Linked DNA regions of Homo sapiens: region 1 is linked to region 2. A link is a loop called in an ENCODE intact Hi-C map of the cell type or tissue named here. Cell type or tissue: PC-9. All regions are shown on one strand. Links, peaks and the distances in the headings refer to the core of each region. The heading gives the core; the rest is flanking DNA. Region 1 overlaps LOC101930053 (a long non-coding RNA gene). Region 2 overlaps VLDLR-AS1 (VLDLR antisense RNA 1).

The links. A loop is a pair of places that touch in the nucleus more often than their neighbours do. Peaks named below come from ENCODE experiments on the same cell type or tissue, not always from the same donor. Only the 100,000 strongest peaks of a DNase experiment are listed, where the experiment ranks them.
Region 1: it touches region 2 in a loop (3-fold over the local background); 2 of 110 quality-filtered maps call a loop at or near these places.

The regions. Positions count from the first base shown.
Region 1 is chr9:2,409,729-2,415,121 of GRCh38, reverse strand. The region is part of intron 5 of LOC101930053 (a long non-coding RNA gene); the gene reads left to right. All of the region lies in intron 2 of LOC105375956 (a long non-coding RNA gene), which reads right to left. Among named protein-coding and RNA genes, the nearest start is that of VLDLR, 210 kb to the left of the region's middle. RefSeq lists a silencer at 3,379-3,673. In PC-9, for the core only: no CTCF peak of the experiment used is centred there; no DNase peak of the experiment used is centred there.
Region 2 is chr9:2,568,714-2,574,106 of GRCh38, reverse strand. The region is part of intron 1 of VLDLR-AS1 (VLDLR antisense RNA 1); the gene reads left to right. Among named protein-coding and RNA genes, the nearest start is that of VLDLR, 50 kb to the left of the region's middle. In PC-9, for the core only: no CTCF peak of the experiment used is centred there; DNase peaks (open chromatin) are centred at 2,806 and 3,276; H3K27ac peaks cover 1,236 bases.

The DNA.
Region 1 (5,393 bases), core at 161-5,160, 160 kb after region 2:
ATTCTCATAGGAGTGGGAATCCTATTGTAAACTGCCCAGGCAGGGAATCCAGGCTGCGTGCTTCTTATGAGAATCTAATACCTGATGATCTGAGGTGGAACAGTTTCATCCCGAAGCCATCCCATCCCACCTCACTGGTCCATGGAAAAATTGTCTTCCACGAAACCAGTCTCTGATGCCAAAAAGTTTGGGGATCACTGGTATATACGGAATATTAGATAATGCATTCTGCCATTGAATGTCTTTAAGTTTAGTTTGGGAGAAGAGAAACATGTGTGTATTAAATCAATACTAGAAGCACTATATAGCAATATAAGAGATGTCACAATGCAAGATAAAATCTAGTGTCAAGGTAGAATTCCAAACAATGAGTCAAGAATGGGCAATTCACTATGGGCTAGAATACTCAGAAGAGGACTTACGGAGGAGGTAGGACTTGAGCTGACTTTTAACAGATAAGATTAGGTCAGTAGAGAAAAATGCAACATTCCAGCCAGGGAACAAAGAGGACAAAGCTGAGATTCAGGCAGACTCTGGATGGAGCAGAGTTGGTGTCAGGCATGGTGGGTGGTGAGATTTCAACTGGCAGGGACACACATTGAAGGGCCAGAATACCACGCCAAGAGGGTTGGGTTTTATAATGGGGAGCCATATGTGATGCCTTCCCTAAACTCTAGTTCTTCCTGATTATAACCACACAGAATCAGCAACTCCTTCCATTATATTTTCATAACCTCCTATACACATTTCCAATAGCCTACATATCATGGTGAATGATGGTGATCTGTTTATGTGGCTGCCTTCCCCACTAGGCCAGGAGATCTTGAGAGCCAATGCTTTCTTTACCATTAATGTTGCACTGCTAAGCACAGTACTATGGGCTTAGAACATACTTTTGAAGGAATAGAGTGAAAGAATGGTAGAGGCTGAGACAGACTCAGTGTAGGGAGAAATGTATGTTGCTGTTTCTATGTATCTCTTTCTGTCACCGCCTCCTGTAGTCACCAGAACTCCTCCTTATATCCTAGAGCTATGAAAACTCTAGTCCTGGGGAGAAACATGGGTATTTCATGCTTCTAACTATTCATGTGTCAGTCCAGAATTAGAACCTAAAGTAATCCCACCAGTCTCAGGCCCCATGCGATTATTTATTGACAGTACTACTTGACTCTGAGAATGACTGCCCTGTCCTGACACATGCTTCAATGAAATTGGTTCCCCAAATCCTGCAAAACAGCTTAATAAAGTAAACAGAACCCCTACCCACCCACTTCCTTTTGGCTCAAGAGAGGTCCCTCCTCTCTACATAAATATATATGGCTTCTCAATACTTCAGGCTTTAGCCTTAACTCCCAGGTTGGAGAATTGTGCTGCCAATTTAACATCTGTCAATTCCCAATGCCTCACCAAGGCCATCTAGCAGTAGGAGCCAAGTGTCTGCTTTAGATTTCCAAAGCAGCCTTCTTTGCTCTGCTAGGAGCTCTGCACACTCCTGGGAAGTCACAGGAGCTACATAAACATGGCTCAGGTGACGTTGTGCGTACGATGCTGGGAGGGTTGACCACATGATTTCTCAGCATCTCTAATTTCTGTAGTTACCACTGGAGGGGATATAACCTACATTCACTTCTAGACAATGTACCACAAAAGAGTCTTTTTAAAATATCTTAAAGATTAGTACATCATCTTGTTTTCCCTTAAGCAATACATACACAGCTCCTAGCAGTTACAGCTTTGTGAGTTCTATCCTGAAACGGTACCACAGCCAAATGTAATTAAAATGAACTATGCTTTGTTTCTCCCCTGCCTCCCACCTCAGAATTACTCCATATTTCTTTCCTTATGAATCAGGAAACAGCTGGTAAATCAGTTCATTCTTTTTATTCCTTCTATCTCAAGCTCAAGCTGGGAAGGCCTTGTTAGCATAAACTTCTTTTTCTAAATAAGTAGTTCTCTGCATTCATTCTTTCAGTAATGTATTGAACAATTACACTGAGTAAAAAAAGCTTTTCTTAGAAAGACACAAAAATAAATAAGACACAGTTTTTACCCTTGAACAGCGCATGAGGGAAGACAGACATAAATGAAGAATTATAATATAATGTGAAAAGTACTACTGTAGAAGTGTTTACACTGTGCTGGGGAAACCTAGTTATCACAGACGAGCCACATCCAGGAATGGTGAAGAAGCCATTTCAGAGGAAATAACATTTAGTCTGGGTCTTATAGTCAGGGGTTGCTGACGGGGAAGGACCTTCTAGTTCAGGCAAATAGTCCATGCATTTGTACGCTGGTGTAAAAGGTTTCACTAAGGGCATGTCTTAAGAAAGTTTAGTAACAATCAACTAATGGAATCATGATTTACTCACTGAAATGCTTAATTGAGGATGACATTCTTTCTCTTGGCCTTTTGGTCTCCTGGTCAGCTGGCTCTTCTCAGAATAAGGGACTTAATGACTTGATTACATGTTATGAAAGTTACATTCATAAGTGGCCTTATTTGTAAGGTGTTCATATAGTTTGCCCAGGAAAATACCATTTTATGCTAGTTGTCCTAGTATAAATGGTAACAGTGCCCTCTTTCATGATCAAATGTCTCTATGCTTAGATAGTAAATAACATGACTGCTCTACTTATTTGAAAAATAAAATGCATAAAATATTTATCTGACCAAGAGAATATGACTTTCTATTGGTGGATCCAATCATCTTGCTTCAGAGACCAAAAATGGTTTCATACTTCTAAGAATAAAACATCTTTTCCAAGATAGATTACTTATAGGCAGTGGGCAGACTTAATGAATAAAAAAGTCCTTCCAAAGCACATAACTCTGTAATTAGAAGAGATTTCTCCCCTGATTCTTTTGAGCTAAGAGACAAACAAACAAGAAAACCCTTGCCTCTTCTCCCACCTAGCACCATTTCTCATAGGCTAACAGAGGAGAATATTTAGTGTTTACAGGAAATGCAGTAGCAGGTTACCACTGAAAGAAATGCCCTTTGTCTTCCTTTTTCCAATGGGCTTTGTACCAAACAAAATGATTTCCATTTGCGACTAAGTCAAATGTCATTCTTCGTCCCTCCAGCTGGAAAAATGAATGGAATGTATTGAGAACTCAAGACCAAATGGCACAGAATATCAGCCCCCATCTTTGCATTGTCACCACAGGCGTTGAAGAACTCTGATTCTAAAATTTGATTCAACAAATCACAAATACTTTCTGTACCAGGCCTTGTGCTAACATGTGGGAATACAGTAAGAAATAAGCTGTGCCGCTGATCCTTGTATCAATCAAAAAAGACTACATTATGTTACAATAACGAGCAGCCCCAAAAAACAATCTTACATGACAAAGATTTGTTTCTCAGACTCCATTTCAACCATAAATCAACTAGAAACTCTACTCTGCATAATCTCTTTCTGGGATCTAAGCTTAAAAAAGCAACACCACCAGGAATGCTGTCAGTCTCTGTGGGAGAATGGAAAGAATGTGATGAAGCACACATTAGCTCTTAAAGCTTCCACCGCAAAGGCATATCATCTACTCACATTTTATTGGCCAAAGCAAGCCACGTGGCCACACCTAAATTTAAAAAGGAGAATGACAGTCCTACCATATGCTTCACAGAAGAGGAAGATGAAATAATTCCGCACAAACTTAATGACTGTGATAATCAATATGAGATTATATTTTGCAAAGGAAGATAGACAAAGAGCCTGGTCACACTCTCATACCTTAACAGAGAAGCTTGTATAGAACTCTGCTTGAGCTGAGCACTTTATGAATATGCAATCATAAAATACAATGCTCTCAGGAAATTTTTATAATAAACTTTTCTAGTGTTAAAATAATAGCAGGTAAGGACTACAAGAATTTTAAATGAATGTAAATGCATTAAAGTCAATAATATAATGAAAAACTTCATCTATCATAAAAAAGAATTGACAGAGTGATGGGGAATTAGTAACCACTTCCCCAAACTGAGATAGCAAGCTTCAAGAAATTATAAATAAATATGTTTCAAATGATTACAAAATTAAAGCAAAAAACCCATAGTGAAAGAAGAGGATGCTATTTAAAAAAAAAAAAAAAAAGACAAAGCAGATTTGGAAAAGAATCAAGTAGAAATTGTGAAAATAATAACATTAAACAAACCAAAATTTAAAATAAAATGGACAGAGAGAAACAGAGAAGATGGTGGATTAAAATAAAAATATATCAATAATTGCATTAAATATTAATGGAGGCTGGGTATGCTGGCTCAGACCTGTAATGCCAGCACTTTGGGAGGCTGAGGTGGAAGGATCACTTGAGGCCAGGAGTTCAAGACTAGCCTGGGCAACATAGCAAAACCCCATCTATATCAATAAAAATAAAAATAAATTCAACTATAAAAGTTTAAGATTATCAGATTCTATTTTTTTTTAAATTTCAACCTAATTATCTGCTGTACATTAAACATAAGGAAAGGGAATTTGAAAGTAAAAGAATACAAAAATATATACATGCACATATCAATGAAAAGCAGTCTAGTATAGCATTATTACTATCAGACAGCTATCAAAGTGTACTCTAAAGCAACAAATATTATTAAAAAGAAAGAGGGATATTTTATGTTTATGAAAGAGTCAATCATTCATGAAAATTTAAATGTGTATGCTCTTATTAAGAATTTCAAGGCCAGGCACGGTGGCTCACTCCTGTAATCCCAGCACTTTGGGTGGCCGACATGGGTGGATCACCTGAGGTCAGGAGTTCGAGACCAGCCTACCAACATGGAGAAACCCTGTCTCTACTAAAAATACAAAAATTAGCTGGGCATGCTGGCGCACGCCTGTAATCCCAGCTACTCGGGAGGCTGAGGCAGGAGAATCACTTGAACCCAGGAGGCAGGGGATGCAGTGAGCCGAGATCATGCCATTGCACTCCAGCCTGGGCAATAAGAGAGAAAGTCAGTCTCAAAAATTTTTTTTCAAAATATATAAAGAAAAAAGTAACAGAATTTAGCTCACACTCATTAGTATTGTTACTATAAAACAAAACCCCACAAAATAACAAGCATTGGTGAGGATGTGGGGAAATTGGACCCCTTGTGTACTGTTGGTAAAAATGTAAAATGGTGCAGCCACTGTGGAAATCAGTATAGTGGTTCCTCAAGAATTAAATATACTTCTGAGTATATACCCAAAAGAATTGAAAGCAGGATCTTGAAAAGATATTTCTACATCCATGTTCATCTCAGCATTATTCACAAAAATGAGAATGTGGAAAAAAAACCGAAGAGCATATCAACAGAAGAATGTGGTGTATACAAGTATATATCCATAAAATTGTGATATTTATATACAGTGGAATATTATTCAGTCTTAAAAAGGAAAAGAACTCTGATACA
Region 2 (5,393 bases), core at 301-5,300:
GCATTCATCATATCACACTTTTAACCCCACCTAGTGATGTGGAACTATATGGCAATGCTAGTGAGTGCTGGCAAGTGGCATTCCAGGATTTGGTCATTGATGTTTAATGGGAGGACAGAATCATTAGGTTACAGCAGATTTACAGCTGATAATGAATTTTTTCAAGAAATTAAGTTGTGACCCATCTATGTATCTATTAATCAAGATTCCTCAGTCTCAACAGGGAGGATAATAAATTTAGTTTTTGTTTGTTTTTGAGACAGAGTCTTACTCTATCACCCAGGCTGGAGTGCAGTGGCTCAATCCCAGCTTGCTGCAATCTCCACCTCCTAGGTTCAAGCAATTCTCTTGCCTCAGCCTCCTGAGTAGCTGGGATTACAGGCATGCACCACCACACCCAACTAATTTTTGTATTTTTTTAGTAGAGATGGGGTTTCACCATGTTGGCCAGGCTGGTCTCGAACTCCTGACCTCAAGTGATCCAACTGCCTCAGCCTCCCAAAGTGCTGGGATTACAGGCATGAGCCACCATGCCCAGCCAGTTTACGTTTTCTTTGTTTTAATTTTGTTCTGAATGAACAAATAGAAAACAACTTGCTGATTAGTCACTGTGTTGTAGTAATTATCATTTATTTCCACATCCCCCTTCTAGATAGACAACCATGTCATAACAGGATCTAGAGTATACGTAGTCTGGTCCAGAGACAGAAGATAGGAGGTTAACCAGATCAGAATCATTCATTCAAGGATCAGAGTTATATAACCAGCCACAGGTCAGATATAGAATGTTAGACATTCAATTTTTAAGATTTTCAGCAACAAAGTCTCCTTATCAGTGGCCCATTAAAGGAATACCTTGATAGTATTAAACAAGAAAGGTGCTGAAGATTAACCAAGTTCCCACACTTGCCTCTTACTGCTGCCTCTTTGGCCAGGGCAAAGCCAAGGTCAGATGCAAGGCTGACCCTGACAGGTATGTGACTCTTGAATACACTCTCTTAGCAATGGGGAGTCAAGGGAGCCCCATGAGTGACAGTTAGTGTATGTTTTGGTGAAGTTCATCTCTGAATGGACAATGTTGTCTCACAGATTGATGCTATTAGGGTTTTGTTTATGTGTAGATAATACTCTGCAGACATTTATCTTTTGTTTTAACTTAAATGGCTGCAAACAAGTCTGTTGAAACACCAGGAAATAGGTAATTATATATAAATGTGTTTTAAAAAGTTAAGCATGCAATGGGCCAACGTAAGTCAGCATATATTAACATTGCTTAGGGGGCAAATGTGTTTCTGGAACATAAAACTAGGAACCTAGCATGAGGTTTGTTTTCCTGCACACATCGTTTACCTATATATTTTTAGAACAACCATTCCATGCCAGGTAATGTAGTATATGCTCACAGTATACAGACATAAGACCCAGCCTGTTCTCAAGGAGCTCAGGACATAACAACTTCTCCGTGGGCCACTTCTAGACTCCTGTGTTTCTGTTTCTTTCAGCTTACAAGAATTCTAAAAGAGTGATATGGTTTGGATATTTATTGCTGCCCAAATCTCATGTTGAATTGTAATCCCCAGTGCTGGAGGTGGGGCCTGGTGGGAGGTGTTTGGTCATGGGGTGAATCCCTCATGGCCTGGTGCCATCTTCATGACAGTGAATTCTGGCAAGATCTGATCCTTTAAAAGAGTGTGGCACCTACCACCTCCACTCTCTCTTGCTCCCGCCTGTGATGTGCCTGTACCCCCTTTGCCTTCTGCCATGATTGGAAGCTTCCTGAGGTCTCTCCAGAAGCACATGCTGCTGTACTTCCTGTACGCCTACAGAACTGTGAGCCAATTAAACCCCTTTTTAAATAAATTATCCAGTCTCAGGTATTTCTTTGTAGCAAGGCAAGAACAGCTTAATACAAAGAGGAAATAAAAATTTGAGATACATGAAAAAGAAATCAATTAATTAGTTTAAAGTTAGTTTAATTGTTAATTAGAGGAAAGATACAGAGATTGTATCCTATAGTTTTTCTTCCTTCACACTTAATGGAGGGTTCTAAGTATGCAATCAGAGAAAGATATTAAGATAGAACAGATGTAAAGACTTTCCCTTTCTGACCTTAAAGCTGTGAAAAGATTTATTTACCTATTACATGTATCTTATATGTGTGTGTATATGTGTTTGTGACCCTCCGAAGTGTGTATGTCAAATTCCTAAGCCCTAGTATTTCAGAATGTGACTAAATTTGGAGACAGATCTTTAAAGAGATAATGAAATAAAATGAGATAATTAGAGTGGGCCCTAATCCAATGTGGTTGGTGTCCTTTGAAGAAGATGAGACTAGGATGCAGACAGTTACAGAGGGAAAATCATGTGAGGATAAAAACAGAAGATGGCTATCCGCAAGTCAAAGACAGCAGCCTCAGATGAAACCGACCCTGTCAACATCTTAATCTCAGACTTCTAGCCGTGGCTCTGAGAAAATAAATTTCTGTTGTTTAAGCCACTCAGTGTATGCTACTTTGTTTTGGCAGCCCTAGAAAATGAATACAAACACAGTATCCAAATATAAGGACCTTAGTTCTAAAGATTTTAAGAACCCAGAAACTGCACACATGTATCAGGGCTAGTTTAGAAAGAAATATTCTCAGGTGCTGGATCATACTGGGCTTGTGAAGCTCAATGACAGGATGAAAAACAATCCTGGCTGAATAGCTACGTGGATGTGAAGGGCTCTATGTCCTTAGTAGCTCATTGACTCAGTGAATAGTTTTTAAGCTCCTGCTATGTGCTAGGTATTGAACTAGGCAAGGAAAAACAAGAATTTGTCCTCGAGGCACTAGTTACTGTTGGCGGCAGCTGCAGTGTGAGGTCTTCTGAGTAATGTGAACAGGGCACATAACTGAGCAAGGGGGTTGTTCCAGGTCTGTATTCCCACTATCACTGGGCTACACTTGGTATTTTTTGTTTATTTCTCTTAAAGCCTTCTTTTTTATTATTGACCTTCTCTTTTTTATTTTATTTTTTATCTTTTTCTAAGTGGCTACATACTGGATATCAACACTGGATTTGTAGTAGTTCAGTTAGGCTCCTAGGAAGTCATTCAGAGAACGTGTTGCAGTGAATCAGACTGTGTTAACTCTGACCTAGAGTGTTATCGTCTGTCTGGCTCAATTCCAGAAGAGAGAACCTCCTCCTGTGACCTCTTCCCCTGTATCTCAGGCCATAAATAGGTGCTGGGGCCCTGCCAAGTTGGGTCACTGTGGTTCATGAGGGACTGTCAGTTTCTTACAAACATTACGCAGCTGCAAAATTGCTATGCCACCCAAGGTGACTCATAAAATCTGTCCCTCTTAAAAAGGGAATATGAGAAATGTCACCTCCTGGCTACCACAATAATGCAACTAGGAGTTCTGGTTCTCCGCTGACTACCCACAGGAGTCCTTAGAGGAACCACACAGGAAACCTGGGAAACCTAACACTCTGATTCCAAGGCAAGTATTAGGAAGCAGGGTAGAACTTCTGGGTATTTTAGTCCAGGATTGTGATAAAATATAAACGATGTTTGATATTTACTTGTATTAGTCAGGGTTTTCCAGAGAAACAGAACCAATAGGATATATGTATATATATGTATATATGTATATATGTATATATATATGTATATATGTATATATGTATATATATGTATATATATATGTATATATGTATATATGTATATATATGTATATATGTATATATGTATGTATATATGTATATATGTATATATGTATATATGTATATACATATATACACACATATATACATGCACATCTATACATATGTGTATGCACACATATATACATACACATCTGTACACATGTGTGTGCACACATATATACATACACATCTATACACATGTGTGTGCACACATATATACATACACATCTATACACATGTGTGTGCACACATATATACATACACATCTATACATATGTGTGTGCACACATATGTACATATACGTGTGTGTGTGTGTGTGTGTGTGTGTGTGTGTGTGTGTGTGTGTGGTGGGGCAGAGAGAGGGAAAAAGGGAGAATTATTCTAGTTATTTTAAGGAATTTGCTCACATAATTATGGGGTCTGGTATGTCCAAAATCCGCAGGGCAGGGCGGTAGGAGAGAAACTCAAACAGGATTTCTATGTTGCAGTCTTGAAGCAGAATTCTTTTTTCTGTGGGAAGCCTCAGTTGTTAAAAGGCCCTCAACTGATTAGATAAGACCTACCCACATTATGGGGCGTAATCTGCTTTACCTAAAAAATCTACAGATTACAAATATTAATTACATCTACAAAATACCTTCACATCCCATCTAGACTAGTGTTTAACCAAACAAGAGGGCACCATAGCCTAGCCGAGATGACACATAAAATGAACTGTCACACCACTTAGAACTGAAAGAAGTAATCGGAAGCCTTTGTCATGTTATTGGGGAATAAAGATTTCAAGGAAGTTAACTTGTCACTTCAGATTTCTCTCTCTTTGAATACCTTTAGTCTTGGGGTTTGCAGTCACTGTTTCACAAGGCCAGCAAGTTCATCTTTGGATAACTCTCATAGTTGACAAATCCTTGCTTGAATATGTTTAATCCCAATTCTTCTCCCTGTAACTATAATGCCTTAAATGCAGCTCTACCCCTTGGAACAACATGGAAGCAGGATGAAGACCAATTGATCTTAAATAATGTCCCAACGTATGCTGTATGGAATATTCATTTTGTCTGATTCTTAGTTTAGGAGTGAGGGATAAAGAAGGCTCTGTGGTCAAATAAATTTGGGAAACATTGCTTACATGCTGTTGCTTTGGAAGACACAAACCAACTAAACTAAACTGTAGCCTGGCACTTCTCATATACGTGACCTTGGAAAATTGTCTTTCTTCATCCTGTGCAATAGACATTGAAAATTTCTACAAGTCTCTCTGACACCAGCCTTTAGTTTAGACGTTCCATCCCTCCAGTTGGTCTGCATCATGGTTGTTGTATCAGTAAGCTGTGTTTTGGAACAAACCACCCCAATCTTTAGTAGCTTAAAATAATAGCCATTTATTATTTCTCCCAAGTCTACAGTTCACTGGGTGATACTGCTGTCTGAAATGGGTCTTGACTGATCTCAACTGGGTTTACTTATGCATCTTCAGCCAGCTGGTAAGTAGGCTAGGGGATGGCTGGTCTAGTGTGGCCTTGGCTGGGATGACTCAGCCCTATTTTATGTGTCTCTCATACCCTTTCACCTGGCTAGCCTTGGATAGTCTCATTGCAGTGACAGGGGTTGAAGAGAGAAAATGGAGACATGCAGGCAAGCACTTTTCCAAGTCTCTCCTTGCATCAAGTTTGCTGAAATTCTGTTGGCCAAAACAAGTCACT